Regions from separate parts of the Homo sapiens genome. Here region 2 is linked to region 1. Evidence: read pairs that join two places in POLR2A ChIA-PET (ENCODE). Cell type or tissue: Caco-2. All regions are shown on one strand. Links, peaks and the distances in the headings refer to the core of each region. The heading gives the core; the rest is flanking DNA.

Region 1 (5,380 bases), core at 84-5,083:
CTGTTTTCAGACTCCAGGCAGCCACTGTAAGCCTGGATCCTTGGCTAGCTATGAAATCCAAAGGGTCAGTCTGGGTGCAGTGGCTCATGCCTGTAATCCCAGCACTTTGGGAGGCCTAGGCAGGTGGATCACCTGAGGTCAGGAGTTCTAAACCAGCCTGGCCAACATGGTGAAATCTCGTCTCTACTAAAAATACAAAAAATTAGCCGGGCGTGGTGGTGCATGCCTGTAATCCCAGCTATTTGGGAGGCTGAGGCAAGAGAATTGCTTGAAACTGGGAGGCGGAGGTTGCAGTGAGCTGAGATGGCGCCATTGCACTCCAGTCTGGGCAACAAGAGTGAAACTTTGTCTCAAAAAAAAAGAAAGAAAGAAACCCAAAGGGTCTGATCACTCAATCCGCTAGCAAGTGGGGCAGCCAGATAATGTCAATCCTACCTAAACCCTCCAGTGGCTTCCCATCTCTTTATTTATTTATTTCTAGACGAAGTCTCACTCTGTCACCCAGGCTGGAGTGCAGTGGCGCAATTTCAGCTCACTGCAACCTCCTGCTTCCCAGTTCAAGCAATTCTCCTGCCTCAGCCTCCCAAGTAGCAGAGGTTACAACCACCCACCATCACACCTGGCCAGTTTTTGTATTTTTAGTAGAGATGGGGTTTCACCATGTTGGCCAGGCTAGTCTTTAACTCCTGACCTCAGGTGATCCACCGCCTCGGCCTCCCAAAGTGCTGGGATTACAGGCATGAGACACCACACCAGGCCTTCCTGTCTCTTTAGAAGGAAACCCAGAGTCCTGCACATGCTGCTCCTGCCTCCAGCTTCAGTCTGCCCCAGCCCTTCCATACTCCAGCTTTTGTGGTTTTCTGTGGCACTAGCCTGGGATACCTTCCCTACTCAGCTTTTTTTGTTCCAGGTCTCACAACAATGCCTCACATAGTCAGAAGTTGTCTCTACCACCTGGTCTAAAGCAGCCCAGAACATGGTGCCTGAGATCAGGCCATACATCTGTCTTTGTCTCTTTGTCCCCCTTGTGTCTCTCCAGGGCCCCACCAGGAGCCACTGCTCAGGTCCTCCGACTCTGCTTCACCTCACCCCACCACTCAGCTGATGACCCCCAAAGTCATCACATACCAAACTTTCTCCCACTTCTTTCTTTCCCCTGCTTCCTTTGTCCTCAATAAAAAAAAAATAATAATAATCTCCTGTGCCCCCTTCCTCCAGGATGCAGTTTAGGGGTAAGAGCTGAGACTAGAGCTAGAAATACATTTAGCACGCCAGGCGCAGTGGTTCACGCCTGTAATCCTGGCACTTTGAAAGGCCAAGGCAGGCGAATCACCTGAGCTCAGGGGTTTGAGACCAGCCTGGCCAACATGGTGAAACCCTGTCTCTACTAAAAGTACACAAAAAGTTAGCCAGGCATGGTGGCACCCTCCTGTAGTCCCAGCTACTCCAGAGGCTGAGGCAGGAGAATCACTTGAACCTGGGAAGTGGAGGTTACAGTGAGCCAGGATCGTGCCACTGCACTCCAGCCTGGGGAACACAGAGAGACTCCATCTCAAAAAAAAAAAAAGAAAAGAAAAGAAAAAAGAAAGGATTACATTCAGGAAACCCTAAGTCAGCTGTGGGCCAAGCACTGGCCAGGTGCTGGTTTATGCCAGGCTTTGAATTCCAGCTTTTTGACTGTAAACCCTGGGCAACTGTCTAATCTCTTGGAGCCTCAGGCTTCTCATCTTTGAAACGGGGCTAATCAAGTCTCCTGTGCTGGTTAATTTTATGCGTCAATTTGGTTGGGCCACAGCACCCAGATATTTGGTCAAATATTATTCTGAATGTTTCTGTGAGGATGTTTTTAGATGAGATTAACATTTAAATTGGTGAACTTCAAGTGAAGAAGATTGTTGTCCATAATATGGACAGGCTTCATACAATCATTTGAAGGCTTAAATAGAACAAAAGACTGTTCTCTCCACTTACCCCAGCAAGAAGGCATTCTGCCAGTAGATGGGCCTTCGGACTGGATACCAGCGTCAGTTCTTCCCTGGGTCTCTAGCCTGCTGTCCTACTCCACAGATTTTGAACTTGCCAGGCTCCACACATGAGCCAATTCCTTAAAATAAATCTCTCTCTCTCTTTCTCTCTCTCCATAGACACACACACACACACACACACATGCACACACACGCATCCTCTATTAGTTTTGTTTCTCTGGAGAACCCAAAATGACTATACCTACCTTACAGTGATAAGAGTTGTTATTACTAATAACTGCTGCTATTTCTTGAGTGCTTACAATGTTAAGCTTGCTAAGGGTTTACCACATGTTATTTCATTTAATCCTTACCACACCCTTATGAACTGGGTATTATTATTGTCGGCTGTGTACAGTGAGGAAATAGATGCTTTGAGAGATTTAAATCACTCACAGCTAGCAAAGGGTGGAACCAAGATTTGAATTTTAACCACCATCCTCACTGCCTCAACTGAGTGTCTAACTAACAGTGTTCCTCTTACCCAATAAATGTTCTATTCCACTCTCTCACTAAAGTAATGTAAGCATATGCATTCCTTTTATTCATGTATTTAATTTTTAAATGTATACATATATGTTTGAACATATATGATTATATGTAGTATATTTTATATGTGCATGCATATATATATATATAAAATCATCTGACTTATGTGGTTCAGGAGCTGTCAGGAGACAGGGACAGAAGGTTCTGACTGCATTCCTCAGACCACCCCAGATTGGTTTTCCTGGGGGCTGAGTGTCTGCCTACCCAGCAGAGCCCCCTCAGCTTCCTGCCTCCATCTGCAATGCCGGAGGGCAGCCCTGCCACTCAGGCCAGGGAGCTCCCTGGAAGTCATCCCCTCTTGGTCCCCTCCAGTGAGCCATTTCATCTTGTGTTGTTGCAGAATTTCTAGGTGCTCTGACTTTGTCAGGGAGCAAACTGGCTTGATGGTAGAGTTTGTGGAGGAGGAGTTGTGTACATGACATTTGACCTGGACTTTGTAGAGGTACCATTTTGAGCCTGTTCATTTAAATCTCTTTTTACTGATAAGCTCATACACAAAAACAAGACGCTGGAGTGGCCGGCTTCCAGCATAGCAGAAGGTGGGGAGAAATGCAGTTTGCAAGGTACCGTGGCTTGTCACGCTGCTGCCAAGGAAATGCTGCTCAAATTCACCACCAGGTTTAACCCTGCCTGCTCCAATGTAGTGGTGTGGTCAGGAAGCACTTGGCCTGTTCTGGAGAGGGAAGAACCCTCAGTAAGAGGCCCCTAAGTGCCTCAGTAGTGGCTCTCCTTCCCCCCCCCACCACCCCCCCAGCTTTTCATTAGTGTTTTCCTAGAAAATTTCTTTTACCAGTGAACAAAATTTTTTTTTAAGTTGGAGAGAGAAGGACCAAATAAAATTTTTTTAAATTAAAAAGCCTCTTAGGGCAGGTAAATGTGCACTTTTCTTTTATGCCAATTAGAATAAGTCGAATTAGAAAGCAGTTTCCACTTATTATGCCCCTCTTAGCACTTTGCTAAAAGCTTTGCCTACATTATCTCCTTTGATGTTCCCACAACCCTGTCAAGTGGGTATTACTTGACGATGATGGCACAATGGCTCAAAGGGTGCAGGAGCCTGCCCAGGGTCACATAGCTGTAAGTAGCAAAGTTGCTACTCCAGACTTCCCCTGGCAGAGAAGCATCTCCTAGAATGATGTCTTGGTGAAGGGCACGGGAAGCTTTTGACTTTCATAATCATTGGTTCTGCTGGGAAGTGTGCCTAGAAGGAATGCCTAAAAATGATGGAATCTACCTGCTTTCTTTACCAGAATTCATTCATTCACTCACTCATTCAACAATTGTAAATTGAGTGCTTCTGCTATGTGTCAGGCCTGTTCTAGATGCTGGAAATATGATATAGTCCTGTCTGTCTGGCCAGACACTGGGTTGCCATTATGCAGAGGTAAAACATTTTAAACATCAAATTCAGCAAAACCTTCCCTGATGGATCTAACTCTTTGTTGTAAAAACTCACAGCACTGCTTTTTGCCAAGAAATGTCCTTACTCCTATAACTTTCTGACCTTGTTTGGCAGAGATTTGTACTGTTATGAATCCTTTCCAAAACCCATGCCTTCTTAAACCAGTTAGGCTATGAACTCCTTTAGAGCCGAGGTTGTACACATATCAGTCACCCAACAAATACACTTTGACTTCATGAAAATAATTTTTGATACTGAATAATTTCCCTGTAGAATCAAATTGTTTACATTTGGCCAGGCACAGTGGCTCGCACCTGTAATCCTAGCACTTTGGAAGGCCGAGGCGGGTGGATCGCTTGACCTCTGGAGTTCTAGACCAGCCTGGGAAACCCAGTCTCTGCAAGAAATACAAAAATTAGCCTAGTGTGGTGGCTCATGTCTGTAATCCCAGCAACTTAAGGGGCTGAGGCGGGAGGATCACTTGAGCCCAGGAGGTGGAGGTTGCAGGTTGCAGTGAGCTGAGATTGCAACACTGCACTCCAGCCTGGGTTACAGAGTGACACCCTGTCTCAAAAAAAAAAAAAAAAAAATTTACACTTAAGCAAGTCAACCATTTGATTTTAAGCATTAAATGTATGATCTTAATTTTCCTATCATCTTTTACCCCAGGATCTAAATCTGGACTGTGAGTCCATGTGTGTAGACGGTGATAATATTTGGTGTGACTTGAAATTCAGCTCCTTGAGTCTCAGATTCCTGCAAACTGAGGGAAATAAGAAATGTTTGCCAATAACACACAAGCTTTATGGACTTTTTTTTCCAAATTCTGTTCTCTCTCTCTCTTTTCCCTCTCTTGCAGTCTCTCAGATCATAGTCAGATTTTTCTAAATTCAGACAGTATCTTCTGGGCTGTGAAGAAAAACTAGGAGACTCTGAGGAAGGTTGCTGACCTCTGCCTATCATTCCTTAAGGTTCTCAGGGTTCTTGTTTAAACACAAGTCTTGTTAAGCACTTTCTAAAACCAGACAGCTCTATAAGTTTGGAGAGAGAGAAAAGGAAAAGCTAGGAACAAAATCATCTGTCAGGCTGATGATCACAGTGCAGAATGAATATAGGGCCAGTTATGGGGAAGGGGAATGGCACAGGCAGAATTATAAGTAAACAGGTTTTCTCCCTTTCTGGGCTGCAGGATCTCATGCCAACGTCCTGGCCTTGGCTGCCCTCCAGTCTTGTTTGACCTTGGAGCTGTACCTGCAAGGCGAGGGAGGAGCCACATCTTTCCCTAAGCAATGCCTGGCACTTTGCCGGAAGGCCTGGCGCCCCATTGGCATCAGGTGGCTGTGATGCACTTCTTCGTGTGCTCCAGCCCCAGTCATGGCTGGGCTGGCCCCAGAAAGAGGCCTGT
Region 2 (5,380 bases), core at 190-5,189, 140 kb before region 1:
ATTTGTTTTGGTGGCACCCCTACAGCATAAAATTGTGGCACGTGTGAGGGAGAACATAGTGTTGGTTCAGTGCCAGCCAAGGGAGACTGCATTCCCACACCCCTACCCCAAATGTGGCAAGTAATAATTACACAGCAGTTGTGTGATAACTTCTGCTTAAAGCAGATGTATTTTGACACATCACCTGTCCCCTGATATCAGTGTAGCTGTGTAAACAGTAGTGTGTACATTACCAACATTTTACCCCAAGCATCCCCTTAGGGTCTCCGATTTTCTGCCTCAGGGCTCTCTCCAAAGACCTCTCATCCCCACACAGACTCAGCCTCGAAGTGCAGGGGAAGTAACTAACTAGGAATCAACCCTCAACTAAAAGACAACAGAAGGCAGTGGATAATTGTCCTCTGGAGGAACCATCTGTGACACATTCTACATGGTTCCTTAGAGGGTCCCCAAGTGGGATTGAGTCCCTCTTGTTCCTAGCAGTAAGCAGTTCTGTTATACACTCTTTATATGCTTTTCCTCCTTTCCTCTCTCAGTCTCTCTGATCCTTCCACCTGTGCTCTGGGTTCACCTCTCAAGTAAACCACCTGCACACAAGTCCCTGTCTCAGGCTCCATTTGGGGAAACCAAACTAAGACACCACCTCAAAACACAGAATTTCACGAGGCTCCAAATGCCTCAGAAAAGTAATGTAAATATAAAATGACCAATTTTTTGAAGTATATTAATCCTAGTTATGACACTACAGGCAGATGCCAGATAAATATTTATCATTGATTAGATCCACTATTATTAAAAATACAAACTCCCAGATCCCACCCCATTTCCACTTTTTTTTGAGATGGAGTCTCACTCTGTCACCCAGGTTGCAGTGGCAGTGGCGTGATCTCAGCTCACTGCAACCTCCACCTCCCAGGTTCAAGCGATTCTCCTGCCTCAGCCTCCCGAGTAGCTGGGACTACAAGCGCACGCCACCACACCCAGCTAATTTTTGTATTTTTAGTAGAGACGGGGTTTCACCATGTTGTCCAGGATGGTCTCAATCTCTTTTTTTTTTTTTTTTTCCCAAGCCAAACTGTATCCAGCTTTATTAAAGATACTTTCCATAAACAATCATGGTATTTCAGGCAGGACATGGGCAGACAATCGTTAACAGTATACAACAACTTTCAAACTCCCTTCTTCAATGGACTACCAAAAATCAGAAAGCCACTATAAAACCCAATGAAGTCTTCATCTGATGCTCTGAACAGGGAAAGTTTAGAGTGAGGGTTGACATTTCACATTTAGCATGTTGTTTAACAACTTTTCACAAGCCGACCCTGACTTTCAGGAAGTTAAATGAAAATGGCAGAATTTATCTGAAGATCCATAATCTAGAAACAGAACCACTGCTCTTTTGACAGGTGCCATCTCAGTGGCATCACTGGAAAGTCCAGATTGCCTAACACACTGGTAACCAATGACTAGGGGTCAGGTCCCAACAGATGTCTGGGCTTAAGGGAGTTAAGTCTATGCTGAAAGAGGGAAAGGGAGACGAGGACATAAAAACAAATTTGTTTTTCTATACCACAAGGCTTTTGTGCCAAGGTGGCCATGTGTGTCAAAGTCAGGGAATCCCTCCTCCTGGAAGCCAAGAGGAAGTCTCTCAAAACTAGAAGGGAAAGGTGTTTTCTCCACATCAATCCAGCTTTGGAGACATTCTATTAGCGACATATGCCCCTTCCCCCAAAAACAACAATGAAGTGTTCTATGTGCTAACAACATAGCTTTAAAAAAAATAAAATAAAATAAAACAAAATTCTGCATTTTTATAAAACTTGATAAAAAATAGTATTTCAAACTGTACAGTCACCAGAAGTACACAGTTATCAAAAATGCACACACTTCACTTGGCATCTCCAGCACCTTCAGCTTTCTGCGCCTGGTCTGTTTTGGCATCTCCATTTCCTGCAGGGTTATTTCCCTCCTTGCCAGCATCAGCTTTTCCCTTTTTCCCTTTGGGTACCTTCTCTCCCTTCTTTGCAGGGGCCTTTTAGGCGTGGGCTCTGGCTTTGGAGGAGCAGGTTTAGCAGACAACCTCGCGGATCTTCTCTGTGGTTCGTCCTTCACCTTGGCTTTATCTCCCTTAGCATCCCCTTCAGCCTTTCTCTTGGGCATGGTGGCGGCAGCGACGGCAGCGGGACATAGGTGCTGGACGCGGGACGCAGCGGCGCGCGGGCTTTGGTCGGACCGGGGGTCGTTCTCGCCTCTTCTTCACACTGCTCCGGTCTCAATCTCTTGACCTCATGATCTGCCCACCTCGGCCTCCCAAAGTGCTGTGATTACAGGCATGAACCAATGCGCCCAGCCCAGTTTGCACTTTTAATAAGGAACCCTGGTGATTCTTATGTAGGTGGTTTAGGAACCACACTTTAAAAAACGCTGGCCTCATGGCTTCAAGTGAGACATGTTTTGTTTTATTGGTACAGAAACAAAATGCTGCGAGGTCACACAGATAGTGGGTACAGGGCTAGAGTTAAAATCCAGGTGTGTCTGACTTGAAGCCATTCTCTGCACTGACCATCTGCATAATCTTGGAGCATTTTGTTTCTTCATCAAGAAAACGAAGATGATGCCAGGTGTGGTAGCTCACGCCTGTAATCTCAGCACTTTAGGAGCCTGAGGTGGGAGGACTGCTTGAGGTCAGGAGTTCAAGACTAGCCTGGACAGCATAACAAGACCCCATATCTACAAAAAATTTAAAAAATTAGTAGTAGTCCCAGCTACTCAGAAGGCTGAGGCGGGAGGATCCCTTGAGCCTGGGAGTTTGAGGCCGCAGTGAGCTAAGATCACACCACTGCACTCCAGCCTGTGCAACAGATCGAGACCCCATCTAAAAAAAAAAAAAAAAAAAAAAAAAAAAGACAAAAAGAAAAGAAAGAAAGAAAACGAAGATAGTGGCATCTACTTGTTAGGTCATTACTAGGATAAAATGAGATGAGCCATGTAAAGAGGTTGGTGAGGGGCAAGGCACCATAGCAAGTGCTCAGTAAATGGTTGCTGTGCACACACAGAGCTATAATATACTTGCACTACAGAAATGCATGGAATCAAAAAAAATGTATGTTTTCTAAAAACAGAGTTAATCTGCTAGGGACTTACAAACCTCAAGTAAAGGATTCCACAAGAACGCTCTCAGATTAGTTCTACAGTCAACAAATGCGTATTGAGGGGATTTTATTTCCTGGTATAACTCAAAGACTTCCTCTGAGGGTTTTTCAGCTGAGTGCAGGACAGCAGCTGGGAGCACAGAGGCAGTCCACATGAGCATCTTCTGGGCTTGCCATAATGCTTTTGACTGGGAAGAGAGATTTTTTTAAAAGATGGCTTTTCCTGGATCTTTTTCAATTTGTAGTAAAATACACAGTGGGATTCTGAACACATCTCATTTTATTTTCCTGCTGCATACACCCTTGGATGCTCAATAAGTCACTGCTGACTGGTGCCAAAGCCTCCTGCCTGCTCTCTTTGATTCTGCTTCTGTGCCGTGCCCCGCAGTCTATTCTCAACAAGACAACCAGTGTGGTCCTTCAAAAATCTAGATCTCTTCTGTCATTTCCTATTCTTGACCCCCTGTGTCTCCTCATCACACTTGAAAGTAAACCTCAAGTCCTGGCCGGGCCCTCCTTGGGTGTGCCCAATCAGGTCCTGGCTTACCTCACATCCTCCCACTCCAACTCACATGCAGCCACACTGGCCTTGCTCTGCTCTGAATACGCCAAAAACATTTCCCTCTCAGGGCATTTGCACATGTAGTCCCCTCTGTTTGAAATGTTCTCTCAAACATCCACAGGGACCGCCCTCTCTCTGCATTCAGTTCTCTGTGGCTTGGAGAGGCCATCCCTTCCCACCCTACCTAAAATACCTAAAATAGCACACCCATTCTCAGTCCAAGCCCCTAGCTCCTTACACTGATTTATAACACACATTCAATATGGCATCTTCAGTTAGAATGAAACTCCATGTGGGCAGGACTTTGTCTCACTTACTACTCTGTCCCCAGGCCTAGAAAAGAACCAAACACGGTAAGCTCTCAAAAAGCAGAATGAGATGTCAAATGAAGTATTTCTGGTGTGGATTGGGGCTGGCCACATGTAGGATATCTTGCTTAATTGACAAATGATTTATAGAGCCCCTGTTGTACACAAAACATGGTGCCAAGGCAAAAGATGAGTAAGACCAAGTTCCTGCCTTCAAAGAGTTTTGGTCTTGCCCAGTGCTGTCCAGTAGAAATATAACATGAGCCACAAATGTAATTTAAAATTTCTAGTAACCACATCAAACAGTAAAAAGAAATATGTACCATTAGTTCTTATAATTACCTTATTTTAACCCAACAAATATCCAAAATGTCATTTCAACATGTAATCAATATAAAAATGAGATAGTTTACATTCTTTCTTTGGTATTATCCTTTAAATCTGGTATGTAGTTTACATTTACAATGCATTTCAATTCAGATGCAAGTTTTTATTGGAAACCCTTGTTCTATATTTAGAGTCCATAAAGTTTACAAAATGTCAGTTCATATTCAAGTTGATCCAAACATACTTAATGGTTTTTGAATCACTGAATCAAGTTAAATTCATCAAAATTAATAAAAGTCCTAATTCTGTTTCTCAGTCACACTAGCCATGTTTCAAGGGCTCAATACCAGTGGCTAGTGGCTGCCATATTGTACTAGGCAGTCCAGGTCTAACAGAATAGATGAGGTGTATAAATGTGGGGAAGTGAATACATTCATGAAGAGATCATATAAAGAAGAGAGTCAAAGTCTGAATACTGCCTTTGTACACAACCTCTTCCTGACAGGAACTGTCTCTTTCTTTAGGACTCAATTTATATGTCAGCTTTTCTAGGAAATCTTCCATGGTACCCCCAAATTGGGTTAGTTCCCCTCAAGTGTAAGATCCCAGAGTACCCTGTATGTCTACCATCTTCAGTTTGCCCTTCTATGTTTCAATTGCTCTCTATATATTTATATTTGCATTTCCCCCGAGTTTATAAACTTCATGTGGCCAGGAGCTGTCACTGTTAATTCCTCAATGCCAGATTCCCAATAAATTTTGTAGGAATGAATGAATGAATGAATGAAATGGCCAAGACTTGGAGGAAGAGGAAGAGGAAGGACTAGCCCTGCTAGAATGGAGAAACAGGCTGTGGAAGGGGTTCCAGGATGGGGCAAGGACCAGGGATGAAGATAGAAGCTCAGTTCATGCAAAAGTCACCAGTGGCAAATGATTCTGAAGAGTCCAAGGAGATGTGAGCTAAGAAAACACGATCAGACTTAATAAGCAGGAAGCCACTTTTATGGGAGCCTACAAGAGACAATCAGATC

The links. ChIA-PET counts read pairs that join two places held together with the same protein. Peaks named below come from ENCODE experiments on the same cell type or tissue, not always from the same donor. Only the 100,000 strongest peaks of a DNase experiment are listed, where the experiment ranks them.
Region 2: POLR2A ChIA-PET joins it to region 1 with 10 read pairs; 3 of 35 experiments call an interaction of 5 or more read pairs at or near these places.

What each region holds. Positions count from the first base shown.
Region 1 is chr5:76,381,301-76,386,680 of GRCh38, forward strand. No RefSeq gene overlaps it. Among named protein-coding and RNA genes, the nearest start is that of IQGAP2, 19 kb to the right of the region's middle. In Caco-2, for the core only: no CTCF peak of the experiment used is centred there; a DNase peak (open chromatin) is centred at 3,071.
Region 2 is chr5:76,240,136-76,245,515 of GRCh38, forward strand. All of the region lies in intron 4 of SV2C (synaptic vesicle glycoprotein 2C), which reads left to right. It also overlaps the pseudogene HMGN2P4. Among named protein-coding and RNA genes, the nearest start is that of SV2C-AS2, 69 kb to the right of the region's middle. In Caco-2, for the core only: no CTCF peak of the experiment used is centred there; no DNase peak of the experiment used is centred there; H3K27me3 peaks cover 121 bases.